Linked DNA regions of Homo sapiens: all the other regions are linked to region 4. Evidence: chromatin contacts called from ENCODE Hi-C or POLR2A ChIA-PET data. All regions are on one chromosome and are shown on one strand. Each heading gives the region's core, a stretch centred on a gene start or an enhancer-like site at or near the end of the contact. The rest is flanking DNA. Distances are from core to core; before and after follow the strand shown.

Evidence for each region. Hi-C counts contacts between places; a loop is a spot of excess contacts on that map. ChIA-PET counts read pairs that join two places held with the same protein, here RNA polymerase II (POLR2A). Pooled maps may share reads with other maps.
Region 1: a loop to region 4 is called in a pooled map, with 3 times the contacts of the local background. The contact joins two enhancer-like sites. A Hi-C loop is called at or near these places in 2 of 50 pooled maps. POLR2A ChIA-PET finds 5 or more read pairs at or near these places in 3 of 52 experiments (CD4-positive, alpha-beta memory T cell, activated T-cell and activated naive CD4-positive, alpha-beta T cell).
Region 2: a map of endothelial cell of umbilical vein shows a loop between it and region 4 (6-fold over the local background). The contact joins two enhancer-like sites. A Hi-C loop is called at or near these places in 4 of 168 maps with a recorded cell type or tissue (endothelial cell of umbilical vein, heart left ventricle, heart right ventricle and 1 more) and 11 of 50 pooled maps. POLR2A ChIA-PET finds 5 or more read pairs at or near these places in 10 of 52 experiments (CD4-positive, alpha-beta T cell, CD4-positive, alpha-beta memory T cell, GM12878 and 7 more).
Region 3: a map of endothelial cell of umbilical vein shows a loop between it and region 4 (6-fold over the local background). The contact joins two enhancer-like sites. A Hi-C loop is called at or near these places in 1 of 168 maps with a recorded cell type or tissue (endothelial cell of umbilical vein) and 1 of 50 pooled maps. POLR2A ChIA-PET finds 5 or more read pairs at or near these places in 4 of 52 experiments (CD4-positive, alpha-beta T cell, OCI-LY7, activated CD4-positive, alpha-beta T cell and 1 more).

What each region holds. Positions count from the first base shown.
Region 1 is chr3:43,022,862-43,027,247 of GRCh38, forward strand. All of the region lies in intron 1 of GASK1A (golgi associated kinase 1A), which reads left to right. Among named protein-coding and RNA genes, the nearest start is that of GASK1A, 46 kb to the left of the region's middle. Within about 2 kb of position 1,495, at least 3 of the 41 ENCODE cell types and tissues checked have a DNase peak (open chromatin) inside an H3K27ac peak, as active enhancers do.
Region 2 is chr3:43,391,301-43,395,709 of GRCh38, forward strand. The region is part of intron 12 of ANO10 (anoctamin 10); the gene reads right to left. Among named protein-coding and RNA genes, the nearest start is that of SNRK-AS1, 42 kb to the left of the region's middle. Within about 2 kb of position 2,976, at least 8 of the 41 ENCODE cell types and tissues checked have a DNase peak (open chromatin) inside an H3K27ac peak, as active enhancers do.
Region 3 is chr3:43,324,990-43,328,997 of GRCh38, forward strand. All of the region lies in intron 3 of SNRK (SNF related kinase), which reads left to right. Among named protein-coding and RNA genes, the nearest start is that of SNRK-AS1, 25 kb to the right of the region's middle. RefSeq lists a silencer at 1,114-1,314. Within about 2 kb of position 2,367, at least 5 of the 41 ENCODE cell types and tissues checked have a DNase peak (open chromatin) inside an H3K27ac peak, as active enhancers do.
Region 4 is chr3:43,160,734-43,164,909 of GRCh38, forward strand. No RefSeq gene overlaps it. Among named protein-coding and RNA genes, the nearest start is that of POMGNT2, 57 kb to the left of the region's middle. Within about 2 kb of position 1,543, at least 7 of the 41 ENCODE cell types and tissues checked have a DNase peak (open chromatin) inside an H3K27ac peak, as active enhancers do.

The DNA of each region.
Region 1 (4,386 bases), core at 245-2,744, 140 kb before region 4:
CATGGCACATTTACATTGTGAAATATTATGCAGCAGTTAAAAAGAGTAAAGCACCTCTGTATGGATAAATACGGAAAAAGCTTCAGGGCCTCTTATGTCAATCAAAGCAAGTTGTGGCATAGTCATTTCCTTTATGCTGAAAATAATTACCATGTGTAGTAGGCTGAAAAATTATCCCCAAATGCTGTGCATGTTATCTCATTTAGAAAAAGGATCTTTGCAGATCTGATTTAGGATCTTGAGATGGGGAACTTACTGTGGATTACCCAGGTGGACCCTAAATGCCATCACAAATATGCATCTAAGTAAGAGGCAGAGGGAGATTTGACACAAACAAAAGAGGAGACCATGGAGGCGGAGACTGGAGTGATGTGACTACAAGACAAGGAATGCCGACAGCCACCAAAAGCTGGAAGAGGCAAGGAACAGATTCTCCCCTAGAGCCTTTGGAGGTAGCACGGCCCTGCTGACACCTTGATTTTGACCCGGTGAAACTGATGTGGAACTTCTGGCCTCCAGAACTGTGAGGGAATACATTTATGTTGTTTTAAGCCAGCAAGTCAGTGGTAATCTGTTATGGCAGCTACAGGAAACTAATATACTGTGACATATGCATATGTTATAATGCAAAGAAAAGCAACAGCCTGAGAAGATGCACACCCTAATTGCTAACTGTGGCTTCCTCTGGGGAGGAGAAGGAGATGTTCGATTTTGCCCTGATTTATTTGGTATATGGGTTTTTAACAGTGCATATCTATGCATGTAGTACCTGTGTGTTTTCTAAAATAGCAATATAGACCAAATTAAAAGCATATCTAATTGGGACAGAAATTTAGGATCTCACTTCAGAAAAATCATCAGATAAATGTATCTTAGGGGGTGACAAGGCATCATTTGTTTTATAGAAAAGAGGCTCAGACCTACTGAGCACTGTTAGTTGCAATGATATTGAATGCCTCTCAAGAGGGAGATTGGCTTATTTACCCACTGACTTTTGTCCCTTATTGCTTGAGGGCTGTCACCAGATGTGTTAATTTCCCCTGAGCTTCCTGGCACAGCAGGCAAGAAAGCAGGAGTGATCAGGTCCTTGAGGTGGGGACCGGCAGTACACAGGAGGATTGTCTGCTGTGGGGGCAGCTGGAGTCAATCGGGGGCCACGGGGACATAACGTGGGTGTGTTCACTATATTCTCTTATTTTCTGGTTTTTTATGCTCTGGTGTCTGGTGCCTTGTGGACTTAGGGAAGGACTGCCCCTCCGAGGGTTAGCTAATTCTTAAGAAGAGAGAGTAATCAACTGGCCTGTGAGCATACCTTTCGTGTGCAAACCAACCAATTCTGAGTCTATATCACCCATCTTCTTTTATCAGCTTTCTGTCTGTCCTCTGCTCTATCACCTATAGCCCAGAGCCTGCTGAAATTATTCAATTTCAGTTAGCTTAACTTTCTTTGCTCATTCCGTACTGTGAAAACCACAGTAAAGGCTTCAGCTGCATTTGCTCTCGCAATTTGCCTGCCCATCTCAGCTCCTGTGGCCCTGTGTGGCATGCCGTACTTCCTGTTTCTAGCTGACTGTGAATATATCAAAAACTTATTTCATGGCAATTATTTTTGTGTCTCTGTGTCTTACCAAACACTGCAGGTGCAGTGTTTGCTTGAAACAAACTCTGGGTACATTTTAAAATAATGGGGCACAAAAAGCATCTGCTGTGTTGGGTAGTGGGTGGGGGTGGCTGGCTTTCCAAACAGAAAAGAGCCTTGGAGATTGGAGGAGCCCTCTTCACCAGCAGACGTGCAGTGCCACAGGCCAGGGAACAGTGTTTCCACCTCCCTGATAACCCCTCTTATCTGACAGCTCATTTTGCAGAGAGCTTCTCACGTGCCAGGCACTGTGATAGTCTGGAGATGCAATTGTGAGCCCATGTCCTGCCTGCATGGATCAACCCATCCATTGAGCGACAGACATTAAATGATCAAATCCAGTACAGAGTGAAAAGGGGTGTGCTTGGGAAGGAACAGTGTGTTATGGGAGCACACGGCGAGGACATCCAATTCATTGAGGAGTCTCAGGGGAAGGCTTCCTGGGGGAGGTGGTGTCTAAGCTGAGACCTGAGCAATGGAAACAGGAGGAGGGGTCTATTTCAGGCAGAAGGATCAACACATATAAAGGTGTGGAGACAGAGTGGGTCTGGCACTGTCCAGAATTGAAAGAAGTTTAGCATGGCTAGAGCACTTCCGGCATTTAGGTGTTCTCTAAGGAGACTTTGAAGGATATGATCCAGTTTGTGGCAAGTGGCCTGCAGAGGAGCAGGAGTGGGAGCAAAGGGGGCTGTTGCACGTGTCCTGGTAAAGAAGAGGGTGCCTGGGCTCAGTCACAGAGGGTCTAATGAGAAACGGATTGGTTCAAGAGCTGTTTAGGAGGAAAAATTTGCAAGACTTAGATGTATGGGGCAGAGGAAAGGTGGAATGAAGGTCAGGCCCAGATTTCTGGCTTGGGTATCTGGGTGGACAGTGCTACCTTTTAGCCAGATTGGAAACAGAAGGATGGGAATCCATAGGAGAGAGGATGAGATGGTGAATAAATTAGAAAGTGGAGAACTGCTAGGTGACCCTGTGGTCCCTCCCTCTCTCCTTCACTCTTAGAAGTCTAACTGGGATAGGTGGATCACCTCACTTCCTGGTCCATGTCACTCCAAAGGGCTTCAAGGGTGGTCTTTCCAGAAGAATGCGGCTAAGTGATCAGCCTGGAGGCTGCACTCGATTCACACAAAGCTGGTGAATAAATCTTGTGGAAGTGTGCAGCAGGAACAAAATTCTTGGAATTCTCAGGTCTGTTTGGGTGCTGTGGCTCCTGAGCACGGAAGTTGGAAAAAGGTCGTTGCTCTGAGGGCTGATTAGTCACTGCATTCGGTAAGGGCACACTCCTTTCTTCTTAAAAAAGTACCATTGAGGACTGCTGGTGTAAACACGGCAGCATAAACTCTGCATCCTCACCTTACCCTGGAACTAGCAGAAAGTAACAAAGAAGATGGAAGACAAAATGCAAATTCCTTTTTCAGATAAATTAGGAGGCAGTCACCAAAATACTTGGGAACAGCGTAAGAAGCAGCCAGTTTCATGCAGGTGCAGTGTTGGAGGAAGTGAGAAAGAGTGGAAGAGGGAGCCCAAGTTGGCAGATCTCAGAAAGCACCAATGAAATATGCCGGAAGGTGAGTGACACACCTGAGGAGCAGAATCACCATCCCCCGCTTGTCTGCAAAAGAGGGTGTGGAAATGGGATGGGGGCAAGTTTAGTGGCTCAGAGGATCCAGCTGGACTATTGGGATTAGAAAAGCAGAGGACACTGTGATACATAAAGAGCCATGCCAACAAGCCATATTTGCAGGATGCAGCCTGGTCATGGGGTAGATGAGAAGAAGAAAGCATCTGCATCATGAAAACCGGTTGATTTCAAATTCCACCGGGGTTCTACAGGAACCTCTTTCAATTGACTGGTCCAACTCATACAATAAAAACAGTCCAGCATCTATGCAGAGATACTGTGAGAAAAAAGGAGACAAAGAACAGCAATGTTTCTTAACAGATGAGGGCTGGCCACCTGAAAATATTACCTGGAGACAGTGGAATTTTGAGCAATCTTATCACAATGAATTTTTAAAACTTAAAGTACCCTCTGTGAATAAATACCACAAAGCAGAAATGCAAGAACTCAAGAAAAAATGGTAAAATGGAAAGATGTGAAATATGAGCTGGAAAGAAGTAGGGAAAAGTGGAAAATAACAGAAAGGGTGAATAAATATTAGGTAAAACACAGTAAGTCAAATAGAGTATAAAAACAAGAACAGTGAACAAAATGAAATGAAAATAGTTAGAAAGGATTAAAGAGAAGGTAAGAAACATATAAGGAAGATAAAGGAGAGCCACCGTGTACATAATTGAAGAGCCTAAAGAAAAAAGTAAAATAAAGTCATGGAATGGAAGAAATATTTAATATTTAGCTCAAGAAAATTCTCATGAAATAAAAAGACTTGTGTTTACCTTTTCTAATAGGGCATATTGCACGCCAAGAAAAGCTGACCCGAAACAGTCAACACTGATAGATCTTAGGAATGTTACTGGATGTTAAAGAAAAAGAAAGAATTCTTAGGGCAGCCAGGCAGGGTAAAAAATCAGTTCAATCTTAGATTTCCCTTAACCTTACAAAACAGTGGAGCAGAACCCATAAGCTATTCAAAGAAAGAAACTGTAAGCCAAGTATTTTCTATGTAGGCAACTTTACTTCATGTATGAATGCTGTAGAAAACAGTTGGAACATGCAAGAAATCAGAGAATATTGTTCCCATGTGAATTTCAGTCAACCAAGAAATAATGGGAAACTGGGTCCAAAG
Region 2 (4,409 bases), core at 1,726-4,225, 230 kb after region 4:
GTATTACTGCAGAACAATAAAGCTGCAACTGACTATTCTGAGGAAAAAAACATATAAGGATGAATGCATGAATTCTTTTGTTCATGAAACAAAAATTATTTCCATGAGTTGGAACAGAACACTACCATATAAGAAGTATTCAACTTTGCTGAATTTAGGGTTTATAGTAGGCAGCCTCTAAATGGCCCCAAGGATCCCTGTGCCTCCTGGGATTCACTCCTTTGTGGAATCCCCTACTCTTGAGTGTGGATTGCACCTAGTGACTCATTTCTAACCAACAGAATACAGTAAAAGCGACAGGCTCACTTCTGAGTTTACAGAGGCTATGGTTTCCATCTTGGGTGCACCTTCGCTCATTTGCTAGCTGTGATGGAAGCCATGTTGTGGGTGGCCCTGAGGAGAGGTCCCATAGTGGTGAGGAACTGGTATCTTCAGCCAGCAGCCAGGGGAGTGAGCCTGGAAATGGATCCTCCCTAAGGTGAGCCTTGAGATGCCTGCAGCCTCAGCCATCACCTTGACTGTGGCCTTGAGAGAGATCCTGAGTCAGAGGCACTGAAGTAAGCCATGTGTAGATTCAAAGAAACTGTGAGAGAGCAAATGTTTGTCATAAGCTGTGAAGTCTGGGGGTAATTTGTTACCTAGCAATAGATAATATGGGATGGGTGATATCTACCTAGATCTAAGATACTCTAGTATCACAAAAACTCATTTTAAGTAAAACTACACCTGATTTCATGGAGCTTCTGGTCAGTGGAGTAATAAAGTATCACAGGGTCCTCACCAGAGAGGCAGGAGGTGGGCCCTCTCCCTCCTGTCTCCTGATTATTTAACTTCTCTCTCTCAACTGAATCTTTCTCACTGACTTTAAAAAAAAATTTTATTGTTAAAATACAAGTACATAGTTTTTAAAAAGTCAAATCAAGCAGTATAAAAATACTGTGAAAAAAACATTTACCCACACTTTTATTCCCCAGTTCCCCATCTTAGCAGCAATTTTCTTGATCATTCTTTCAGTGTGTGTGGTTTAAAAAAATAAATATCAGTGTAGGATACCTCTGGAACATCTATCCTCTTGTTTTTAATACAAAGAATGGCAATAATATATCCTGTTCTGCATCTTGCAAAATCAGCCTGATAAATCATGGAGATGATCCCATATCAGGAACTGTAGAAAGCTCTTTTTATTTAGAATGGCTGCAATAATTCCATTGTATGGACAAGAGAATTCATTTAACCAGTGCTCTGAACCAGGCTATTTAGGTTGTTTTTAAACCATTGCTGCTCACACACGTGTGTTTATCCCCTTATATATATGTGAGTAAATCTAAGGGACAAATTCCTAGAATTCGGCTATTGCCCACTGGCTATTAAACATACACACTAGTTTCTCTTATTAAACCTACAAACAAAGCCCTCTTCTCCACTCCTCATCCCTGCTCACTCTTCAGTCGACATTCTATTTCTCTCCTCTCTTTTCCAGCCAAATGCATTTAAGTTGTCTATCCTGGTTGCTTTTTCAACTCTAGCTCCCCAAACCACTCCACATTGGCTCCTGGCCCTATTCATCCACTAAAATAGCTCCCTCTAGGGTCACCCGTGACCGCCATATTGTTAAATCCAAGGGGGCATTTCCTGGTCCTCATTTTGCTTAGTGCAACTGAGGAACTGAATTTTTAATCTGATTTAATTTGAACTAATTTAAATCCAAATAGGCACAGATGGCCACAGGCTACTGTGGACAGTGAGGCTCTATGTGCTCTCCCTGAGAGAGACCATGCACACCCATGGCCTCAGCCACATCTACATGCAGATCATGCACATGTCTTTATTCCAGCCCAGACTTTCCTCTGAATTCTACACTCACATAACCAATGCCTACCTCATATTTCCCTTGGATGTTAATAAATTAACAACACTAAATTCAAGATCATCTTCCGAAGCAAGGCTATCCTTCCATCAAGTGAAGTGCACAGCCATTCACCCCAGAGCATGGCTCTGGAGCCTCGGAAAACCAAGATTGGTTTTGATTGACTTGATCTCCTAATCATTTCTCAAATTTGTCTACTTCTCTACATTTTGACCACCTTCACATAAATCCATCACAGAAACTCCTGGAACCATCTTCTTACTGGTTTACTTATACCCTCTCTGGCCACATCCCCAATCTGTCTTTTTTGATGTAACCTAAACATAAATCTAAAGATGATACACGTACGCTCAAGCCCCTTCGGTGGCTTCCTGGGCTTTTGGGATAAAGGCAACAGCCCTGTGTGCAAGGCTCCTTCCTGCAAATCCCTGGCCAACTCTCCATAGCCCTCCTCTCTTTCCCTCCAGCCACACTGGTCTCCATGTCTCCTGCATTTACCATGGGCACATATTTTCATTTCTTTTTTATTCTTTTCCCAGTTTTCAACATTGCCTTTTGTAACTCTGGGATGTTACAAAAGGTGATGTTGGGAAGCAAGCAAGCAAAACCCTCCTGTTACCTACACCATGAAGGTTCCCCTTTCCAATCTCCTCCTCCAATGCTCAGAGACTTTGGTCTCTCTCTCTACCCCTAACCCCTCCATTTCCAGATCTTGGCCTTTTCCAGAGCAAGACAATGGCACCTCAAGACCCCCTCTACCTGCTGCCCAGCCCCTAATTTTTCTGCCCTATACATAAGCCTAGGAACTGAGCTAGGAGAGAATGAACACCCCTGGGGGTGGGAAAAGGCTGTGAACACTCACAGGGTATCATAACTTTTTTTTTCTGTCACTTCATTTGCATGAGAATTGGGGGAAGTTTAGGGTGGCTGGTAGGCCTGATAAGTGTTGGTAGATATGCTTTCACATCTTGGAAATCCGTGCTAATGAGACAACATCCTTCCTGTTTGGCCTCCCTGGAAGAGGGGCCTTAGACGTTGTCCCCCTCTGGTCCCTACCCCCAGGCATCACCACCTCTCATGGTCAGCAGCACATTTCCTGTGACCTGCCTATGATCTCTTCTTCTTGTACTAAGGCCTGGCAGGCAGCCACCCCTTGAAAAGTCCAGCTCTATCCTCTATGGGAAAACCTTCCTGTCATAAATATACCACCAGTAGCTCTGCATTTTTCTTTTTCCCTTGTGTCAAATTCTCCCACCCTCACCTCTTGACCCTAAGCCTCTTCAGGATATTTGTTTTCCTGGCTCCCTTCCTGAATTTTTTCCATCCTGCACAGGAATGTTTAATCTCCTCTAAAGAGTTAGAGCCTAGATCTTCTCTTCCAGTAAGAAGATGTAGAATTTATAGGAAACAGTGAAAACGACAACAACAACGCCCTTACACTTGCATTTAGTTTTCCCATTTTACAGAATCATTTCCCATGGTAGTGAAGAAACCTAAGCAGCCTATCTTGGCACAACTGAAAAACGCAACAGTGGTTAAGAGAAGGCCACCTTGAGCTGCCCCGGGTGGAGGGGTGGGGGTGCACTTTGAAGCCCTGATCTCTAATTCTCACAGTGTTCCCATTTACAGATGTAGTAACTGACATGGGCAAGGTCCTACCACTAATAAGCTTAGGTCTTAGGGTAAAAATCTAGGAGTGCTGCTTGGCTCCAAACCACTTTTCTTCCCAATTGCCTAAATTTCCATATCTTCTGGTATTCAAGAGAGGTCCACTCTTATGTGGCTTTTCGTAAAAAGTTTTCTTATTTTAGGAAACTATGATTTTGCTGGACTCTTTTGCTGCTTGGCTTTTTCTCCTAGTGAAGAAAGGGTACAAGGTAAGGGGGACTGAGGTGAGAGGGAAGAGGGTGGGTAGCTGAATTCTCTAATACAGTTCATCTCCAGCCCAGAGATGGTAATAATCAATGTTATTATCAGGTAATTATCAGGGTAATTATCAGTTTTTTAACAATCAGAGGACCCTAGGAAAGTTTTCTAGCAGATTCTCCTGCTTTTCTTTTAGCTTTCTCATTATATAGATGACAAGATTTGGAAGGGCAGAAGTTTTAAATTTTGATGAAGTGTCATTTATCGATTTGTGGATCATACGTTTATGGATCATACTTTAGGAATTGTAGCTGAGAAATCTTTGCCTAATGTAAGGTCTCAAATATTTTAATGTAAGATCTCAAATATTTTATCTTTTTTTCTGGAAGATTTAGAATTTTAGATTTTACATCTACGTCTATAATCCATTTTGGTATGATGTATGGGTCCATGTTCATTTTTTTGCACATGAATATCCAATTGTTCCAGAACCGTTTATTGAAAAGACTATTCTCTACTGCATGGTCTTTGCACTTTTGTCAAAAATCAGTAGTACATACATGTGTGAGGTTATCACCGAACTCTATTCTGCTCCGTTAATCTACACTATTCCCCCCTGTATAATAAGCTTTGAAATCAAGTAGTCTTCCAATTGTGTTCTTCTTTTTAAAAGCTT
Region 3 (4,008 bases), core at 1,117-3,616, 170 kb after region 4:
CCCCAGTGCCCAGAAAGCTTTGTTTCATTAAACTTTCTTTGCTTTTTGAAAGAGAACCCATTTTCTTAGCCTGCCATTTGCAGCAGGTGATTTTTATCAACTGGTGTTTTAATAGCTTGTATATTCATCTTATGTTAGCACACCTCAGCCTCACACAAAAGACTGTGTTTTTTGGTTTTGTTTTTTTTGTTTTTGAGACGGAGTCTCGCGCTTTCACCCAGGCTGGACTGCAGTGGCGCTGTCTTGGCTCACTGCAAGCTCTGCCTCCCGGGTTCACACCATTCTCCTGCCTCAGCCTCCTGAGTAGCTGGGATTATAGGTGCCCGCCACCGCGCCCGGCTAATTTTTTGTATTTTTAGTAGAGACAGGATTTCACTGTGTTAGCCAAGATGGTCTCGATCTCCTGACCTCGTGATCCACCCGCCTTGGCCTCCCAAAGTGCTGGGATTACAGGTGTGAGCCACCGTGCCCGGCCCAAAAGACTGTGTTTTTAACATCAACTTAAGAAAACATCAAAATACTCCACTAGCTGTCAAACTAAAACGTTTAGTTGATGGACACTCCAAATTTATAAAATGCTGATTCATATAGGTCTCTAATCTAGTTGCATTTGACTGACTAGACAAATAGAATTGGACATTTTTAGATGTGGTGCTAAATTTAAATGTTTCTTCTTTCTAGTTCGAAGTTAACCATATAATAAGCCTAAAAATTGCATTGCATTTGTCATAATCTTGTGGGAAATTTGAAATGTGAAATCACTGCTTGAAACTAAATTTAAAAAGCCACTCTGTATCCCTGGTGAAGCAGTTCTCCAATGGGTCCCCCCTTGGATGAGTATCCATATTGAAACTCAGCTAAGCAGCCATCAGAGGATTTGAACCAGGTCTCTCTGAAGCTTTAGGCCAGGCATGCTATTTTCATTAGGCCACACTGAAAGAAATCGCCCAAGTATGATGTTTTCGCCATCTTATCTTTCCGTTTTCATTTGTACTTTTCCTGAGTGGTACCAACAGCAGGTTTGTAAAATGATTTTATGAAGGAATGCTGAGTTGGAAGGGTGTCTGCTGCTTGTCTGGTTTGGATTTGTGTGAATGTGTGCAGTCCCACAATATGTGATTGATAACACTTTGACTTCTTGAACTTTTTCTGTTTTAACTTGAAAAAACAAGTTTGCACAGGGCCTTAAAAAGGTGACTGAAATAAACTGCAGCTTATCTTCCCTGATTTATCCCACCACAGTCTGCTCTGAGCACTTCTTAGTCTCCTTTTCTTCTTAGCTTTGTGTATGTGTGTGTGTGTGTAGGATTGGGAATAACCACCACCTTCCTCTGTACCCTAAAACTCTGCTTTAGCTGTCTTTTGAGGGGGCCCCACAATATTTGCAGAACTCTTTTGAAAAATTTCAGGTTTTCATTCAGCAAACTTGTGTTGAGCAGGCCCTGGCTGAGTGTAGACTAGGGCCTGCTCAACAGAAGGCCCTATTCTGTGCTCAAGGAGCTCCAAGTATTGGAGGGAAATAGAATATCTGTAATCACAGCCCATTGTAATGATGCTGAAATTGTTAGGTAGCCCAGGTTTCTGAGTTGGAGGGCAGTGTGGGAAGACCTTGGGGAAGATGAGGATCATTGGAGGATTTGAAGCACATCATAGAATTGGCAGTGCCTTCTTGATCTGGAAGTCAGAGGACCCTCAGAGTAGGGAGTCTGGGATGTCTCCTAAGTTTAGACTGTACCCACCAGGGTAGATGGGGAGAAATAAACTTGGGGGAAAAAAATGATAAGCTTAGTTTTAGCAGCATTGATTTTTGAAGTCCCCAAGGGACATTTAGATGAATTAAGATCTGGGAAAGGAGTGTTTTAAAGTAGGTATCAGATGATGGCATTCGTTCTTTCTAGGGGAAAAGGAAACATTTCCCTGTTAAATAATAAAACCTTGCTTCTAACTAGAGTATCGATAAAACCAGGAATACTAGACATATCAGAAAATAGATCTAAAAAACTTGTCCAAGTTCTTCATTCCTCTTCTGCTTCTTTCGTATGCTGTTAGTTCAGATGATCTGACAGTTTTCTACTTTTGGAATGCTTTCTAGTCATGTTCCTTAAAACTAACCACTGATCTTGTTTTACAAGAAAGAATCTTTAGTAACCAAAGCTCTACATGATTTTGAATGCAGACAAGTAGTTCTTCTGTGTAAATAGGAATTCAGATGGATAAACATGGGCAATTAGGTTTCTCAGTGTTGTACAAAAAGCAAAGGTCTTAGGTTTTATTATAGAACTCCTGGGACCTACACACTTCTGAAACAGTACTTGCTATTCTAAGAAAGCATTGCCTTCTACATTAGTGTTAGGTCATATGTCAGTGTCTTGTGACCGTAGTTGGAACTGAAAAGTGATTGCATAAATCCTGGCAGCTGTGAAGTGGTCTTGTAAAAGGTGCCCCTATTTTATCTGCTGTGGTTTTAGAACATTCTAGTTCTATTGCTTCTTTCATTATTTATGGCTATACTGATAAAAGAAAGCTGATAAAAGGAAAAAAATAGAGGTTTCTACCTAAAATCCTTCTTCTGGACTTCCCATTTTTATTATTTTCTAATCCTCCTCTTTTGTTGTATAGATAATTCAGTTTAGAAATGACTTTTTAGGAAACCTCTCAGTAGTCCTGAAGTCCCCTCCCCACCCTGTTGGCATTTGCTTTTCCTCAGATGAATGATTAGCATGTTCTTTTATTCTGTTTTGTTTTCATTTTGATCTTGAACTCTACCCCAACCCTAGAAATAGCATAATTCAGTTATATTATATAGACCTGCTGAGTGTTAGCCAGATGAGACTTCAGTGCTCATTTCTGTGACCTTATTTCCAGCTAGCTTGAAGGCAGCCAGTAAGGGGAACTTGTAACTCCCACCCTTTATATTATGAAAAACTTCATTATCTCTTTACTCCTTCCCATAGTTCCATGAGTTGGGTTTTTTTTTTTTAAACCAAGCCAATTACATTTATTAAATATTTCCTTTTTTTCATTTTTATTAACCAAGTGCCTATAGCTGGGTCTGAAATAAAAACATACACTTCAGATAGTTGTATCTATATGATATTTGATTCAGATGGTTGATGTTTGTTAACCCGTGGATCTTTAATATGAAGAGACAGTTCCATTAACATTTTTTGGAAATGATTATAATAAGGTCCCCTGTACATTTCGCTCCATTACACCCCCATCCCCCATTTACGGTTTCAGTGATCCCTTGCAGTCTTAGGATCTCAAGCTGAGGCTGTGGTCTATACCTTAGGAGTTTGTAGTTTTGTTAACACGGTTTTTTTTTTTTTCTTATGGAAAAAGATAATTTAAAATATTCTCTAAAATGAATGGTTTTTCTTTTTTCTTAAGAGATGGGGTCTGGCTATGTTTCCCAGGCTAGAGCACAATGGCTATTCACAGATGTGGTTTAGCACACTGTGGACTCAAATTCCTGGGTTCAAGTGATCCTCCCACCTTAGGCTTCCTGCTAGCTGGGACTGTAGGCATGCACCACTGTGCCTGGCTTAAAATGAATGTTATATTAAGACAGGTACCACTTCCCACCCCCATTTGTGGAGGAATATGGTGGATAATTTTTGTTGATGCCATTCTTAGTCCTATAATACCAGATGTCTAGTTCTGGGGACCCAAGCTCCTGAATCATCACCTTTTTTTAAAAAAAACCTGAATTACTAAGAATAAGAAGCTTTCCCTGTTTCTTCTCTCTCCCATCTCAAACTGTGTTGGCTTTGTGCCTGCTTGAACTTACCTACTGTCTGTTTCCCACATCTGTTTCACTAATTTCCACTGGAGCATCCTTAGTGGCTTGGGAGGCTTGTAAGGGCAAGGGCATCTCTTACTCATCTCTGTCTGCTATGCCAAGAACAGTGCCTGCCACAGATGAAGCAGGGCAGGGCAGCAGCAGCCACCTTTGAATGTTTTCTCTGTGCTGAATACTTAGCATGGATTCTGTTTTAATTCATTTAA
Region 4 (4,176 bases), core at 293-2,792:
GGATGATAATAGATGTTTCGTGAAGAACTAGTCCAGTGATGAAATAAGTTGGGAAACATTGAGTTAAACAAAGCTAATTGGATTTATTCCCTGCAGGACTTCTCAGAGCCTTTAATATCCTGGTGGGCCTTATGATCTTTAAGAGGGTGCTATACCTAGTGATGTTACCAGGCTTATCTCATCTCTGAATCCCCATTCTGAGGAATATCTCTCCAGACTGATTATCTGTGGAACACTCTGGAAAACCCTGTTGCCAAGCTCTGACCATGTGCAGAATCAGGGAAATGCTCAGGTCTCATTAGGCCAAGTTCTAATATGATCTGCAGAGTTGAATGAAGCCTTGTTAGGTTGGGAAATTTGAGACCACATCAGCTATTAAATGAGAAACACTGCTGAGATCTCACTGGCAAATTAAGACATGTGGCCAGGTCAATTATGGATTTTCCAATTACAAGATTTGGAAAGGTAGAAAGACATTCCTGGGCATTTGGTTAGTAGGATCACTGAGCTTTTGGTTCAGCACGGATGATAAGACTTGGATAAACAGAGGGAATTCCCTGAACCCCAAGGGAATGAAATATTGTGTTAGCTTATTTTGTGTTGTTATAAAGGAATACCTGAGACTGGGTAATTTATAAAGAAAAGAAGTTTATTTGACTCACAGTTCTGCAGACTGTACAAGAAGCATGGAGCCCACATCTGCTTGGTTTCTGATGAGGCGTCAAGAAGCTTTTAGTCATGGCAGGAGGGAAGGGAAGCCAGCATGTCACAGGGCGAGAGAGTGAGCAAGAGAGGGAGGAAGAGGTGCCAGCCTCCTTTAAATAGCCAGCTCTCCTGTGAACTAAGATTGAGAACTCATTCATTACCATGGGGAGGGCACCAAGCCATTCATCAGGGATCTGCCCCCTTGACCCCAACACCTTCCACTAGGCCCCACCTCTAACACTGCGGATTACATTTCAACATGAGATTTGGAGGGGACAAACATCCAAACCATATTAAATATACTTGCAAATAAAACAGTCCAAAGAAGCATAAAAGGGATAATGGAGAGTGGGATCAGTGGACAGATCAGGGCTCCCTATATGCACTCAAGCCTCACCAGCACAAGGGCTGGGCCTCCAACTGCCAAATCTGCATCTCTTTGCCTGAGGGCTCCCTCTGGCCATTGGAGCCCGCAATGAGCAGCAGGCCAGAAATGCATAAGCACTGATGTGCGGCAGCTTGAAACCAGTGACTGGTGGGAACTGGCGAACAAACACCCCAGAGCATCCCACCTTGTAGGCAGGATGGTCCTGATGTGCACTGGCTGCAATGGCTCCCGGAATTCCTCAAAGGCTAAATCTCCAGATGCCCATAGTGGCCCCTGGTTTGATAACACACCGTTGGTTGCCTGCCTTCCTGTCTCTGTCTTACTTTCCCTAGGAAACAAGGTAAGTTCTGCAGGAGTTTCTACTCTGGCTAGAAAGCCTGATTTCCTGGGTTTTCATGATTCTTCAAGGCGAGATTTGTACCACTGCAGTGAGTTAAGAACAGTTTCATTTTATTTCTGACAGAGGGCAGCATTTCGTTTTCTTTCACAGAGAGATGTATTCCTGGGCTTGCAAATGACTCTAGCTCAAAATAAAGAAAAACAAATTGAAATAAGGATTTTAATCACTGTGAAGGGAATGAAAGGCTGTGTCAGCGTTTCCATGGTAAGTGCCGTCTTTCAGGGATTTATCATCCCAGCTGTAAAAATATGCTTTATGCTAGGATTTGGCAAGAGCAACCCTCAGTCACTTAAAACCTATATATTATTAAAGATTCTACTTTCAGTCAAGTCAGAAACGTGACTCTGTATAAATGCCACAGAATGCTCCTCTGACCCTTGTGACTGCCAACTGCTGCCTGCCACATTCCCTGCCAAACCAGCTCAGCACTGAGAAGTGGCAAAGGCACAGCAGCTGGACCTCCCCAGAGGATGCTTTGCGTTCTGGAAATGGTTCCGCTGAGGAAGAGGGCCTGGTTCTTTGTGGAGGCTAAGTGCGGCCTTTTGGGGTCTCCTGCCTAGGGGTCTGTAGGTGGCTGTTCTCTGAGCACTGGCTCACTTGCTCCCTCTCCCGCATCCCAGGTCCCAGGGCTACTCAAGGGGAAGGGGATGTGTCAGCACAGCCACACATCACCCTTGGCCCCTTGGCTCGGGATGCCGAAGCCACTGCAGACAGCATAAGTGGAAGAAACTCAGGTTGAGCTGACAGGAAGTGTTAGACTTGTGCTGATTTTACCTGGCAACCCGAACTCCCGTGGTGTGAGGGGAAGAAAGGCAGCTAGGTCAAGTTAGCAGCCAAAAGAGAAAGCAAAACAGGGCTCAGTCTGAATTTTTATGTCACATCACATAAAAGCCACCTCTGCTTGGCTTTAAATAAGACCAAATTTGCAGAAACTGGTATGTCCTTTATTCGAAATAGGGTTGTGGAGGTGGGGCGGGGGGCTCTTTATGATAAGAGCAGAATGTCACTTTTTACGACCCAAGATGAATCCTTAGTGTGGTGCCAGTGGTGTTTATCAGGTCTTAGGCATTAGCAATTTAATCTTTCCCCTAACACAGCAAGTGGTGCATACTCTGATTTCCATTTTCAAAATGAACAAATCGACACCCAGAGCTTAAGGAATTCACCCTTATGAAGGTCTCATGGAGAGTCAATAAGGAGCAGGCACTTAAAGGCATATCTTTCTGACTCTAAGTCATGGGGCTCCATATATTGCACTTGGGAGCAGGCACAAATTCTTCTCCCAGGAAACAGTGCAGGAGCAGGGTTCCAGGGTTCCACCAGCCCATCTCCTCACCCATCCCCAGGTGGTGGGCATCCTGGCACAGTGCTCAGTGTGCCCCAGCCCTAGCAGATTTCCTGCTGTTGAGATAGACAATGGCTGCAGAGGGCAGGGCTAGGAGCAGTGGCTAAACTCTAAAGCGTTTTGATTGCTAACATTTTTTGAGTGGTTACTGTCTATCAGTCACAGTTGGAAGCACTGTATATCTGTTACCTCTCTTAGAACCACTCCCAGCAACTGTCTGAGGTAGGTAATAGCATTGTCCCCATTTTATAGGTGAGGAAACTGAGGAGCAGAGAGCTTAAATAACTTGCCCAAGGTCACATAGCCAGTAGAAAGTGGAGGTGGGATTCAAGCTCAGGCAGCTTGACTCCCCAGACCAAACTGAGGACTGGTGTCCTGTGTGGGTAGCAGGAGGTGAGGGTTGAGGAGGGTGCACTTCACCAACCTCTGAATATTCACGCAGGGGCTAGGTGTTCATTGGTAACCCAATCATAAGTGGCTGGGCTGGACAGGACTTCAAGCCAGCCAGTCCCGCCTCTCATCTTCCTGTTGACCGTGTTGATTCTGTAAGAGGCAAGGGCTGCCCGAGGGTATCCTCCTGTTCTCTAGGATGCGACACTCTAGGCAGAGCCAGAGTGGGATCCTGAGTCTCCTGGGCCCCCTGTTCCTGCAGGAGACACGATCTTGTGATGGAGTCTCCCATGAGCAGGGTAAGGCAAGTTCCTCCTGTACTTTGTCCCCATGGTGACTCAGGTGAGATGGCCCCTGAAAAGCTGTGACTGGGAGAGTTACATTCAAAGTCTGGGCAGGGCTCCTGCAGGCTATCCTGCACCCCTCGGACAAGCCAGGTTGACTTCCCTCCTCCATCTCTCAGTCTGGAGAAGGAAAGAGATAACAAATAGCTGGGGGTGAGATGGACGTAATTAGCGGTTCTAGAGTGCATCATAAAGCAGAAAAACCGATTCCTGTTAGGCTGGGAGTGCCGTCTGTGCTACCCCAGGAAAATGGGATCACACAAGCAATTGTACAAGGCAATAACACCCCTGATGCTGAAGCTGTAACATCTGTTACACCAAGACATTTTGGTTATGACTTCATCATGCATTTCTGAGTTGGTCTGAGACAGTTTTTCATTGGCACTTAGATATATTGGTTTATAAGGCAATAGTGGAATTGAACCTTTCAAAGAGTTCAGGCTCTTCATGGGGGATGTGGTGGGGGAGAATGAGGGAGATGGGAGGAGACAGGAATAGAGAAAAGCTATAATATAAACAAAAGAAGAGCAAATAGTGGCAAATATTGGAAAAGATATTTATTCTCACTAGTAATCAAGGACATGATAATTCAAACAAAAAATGA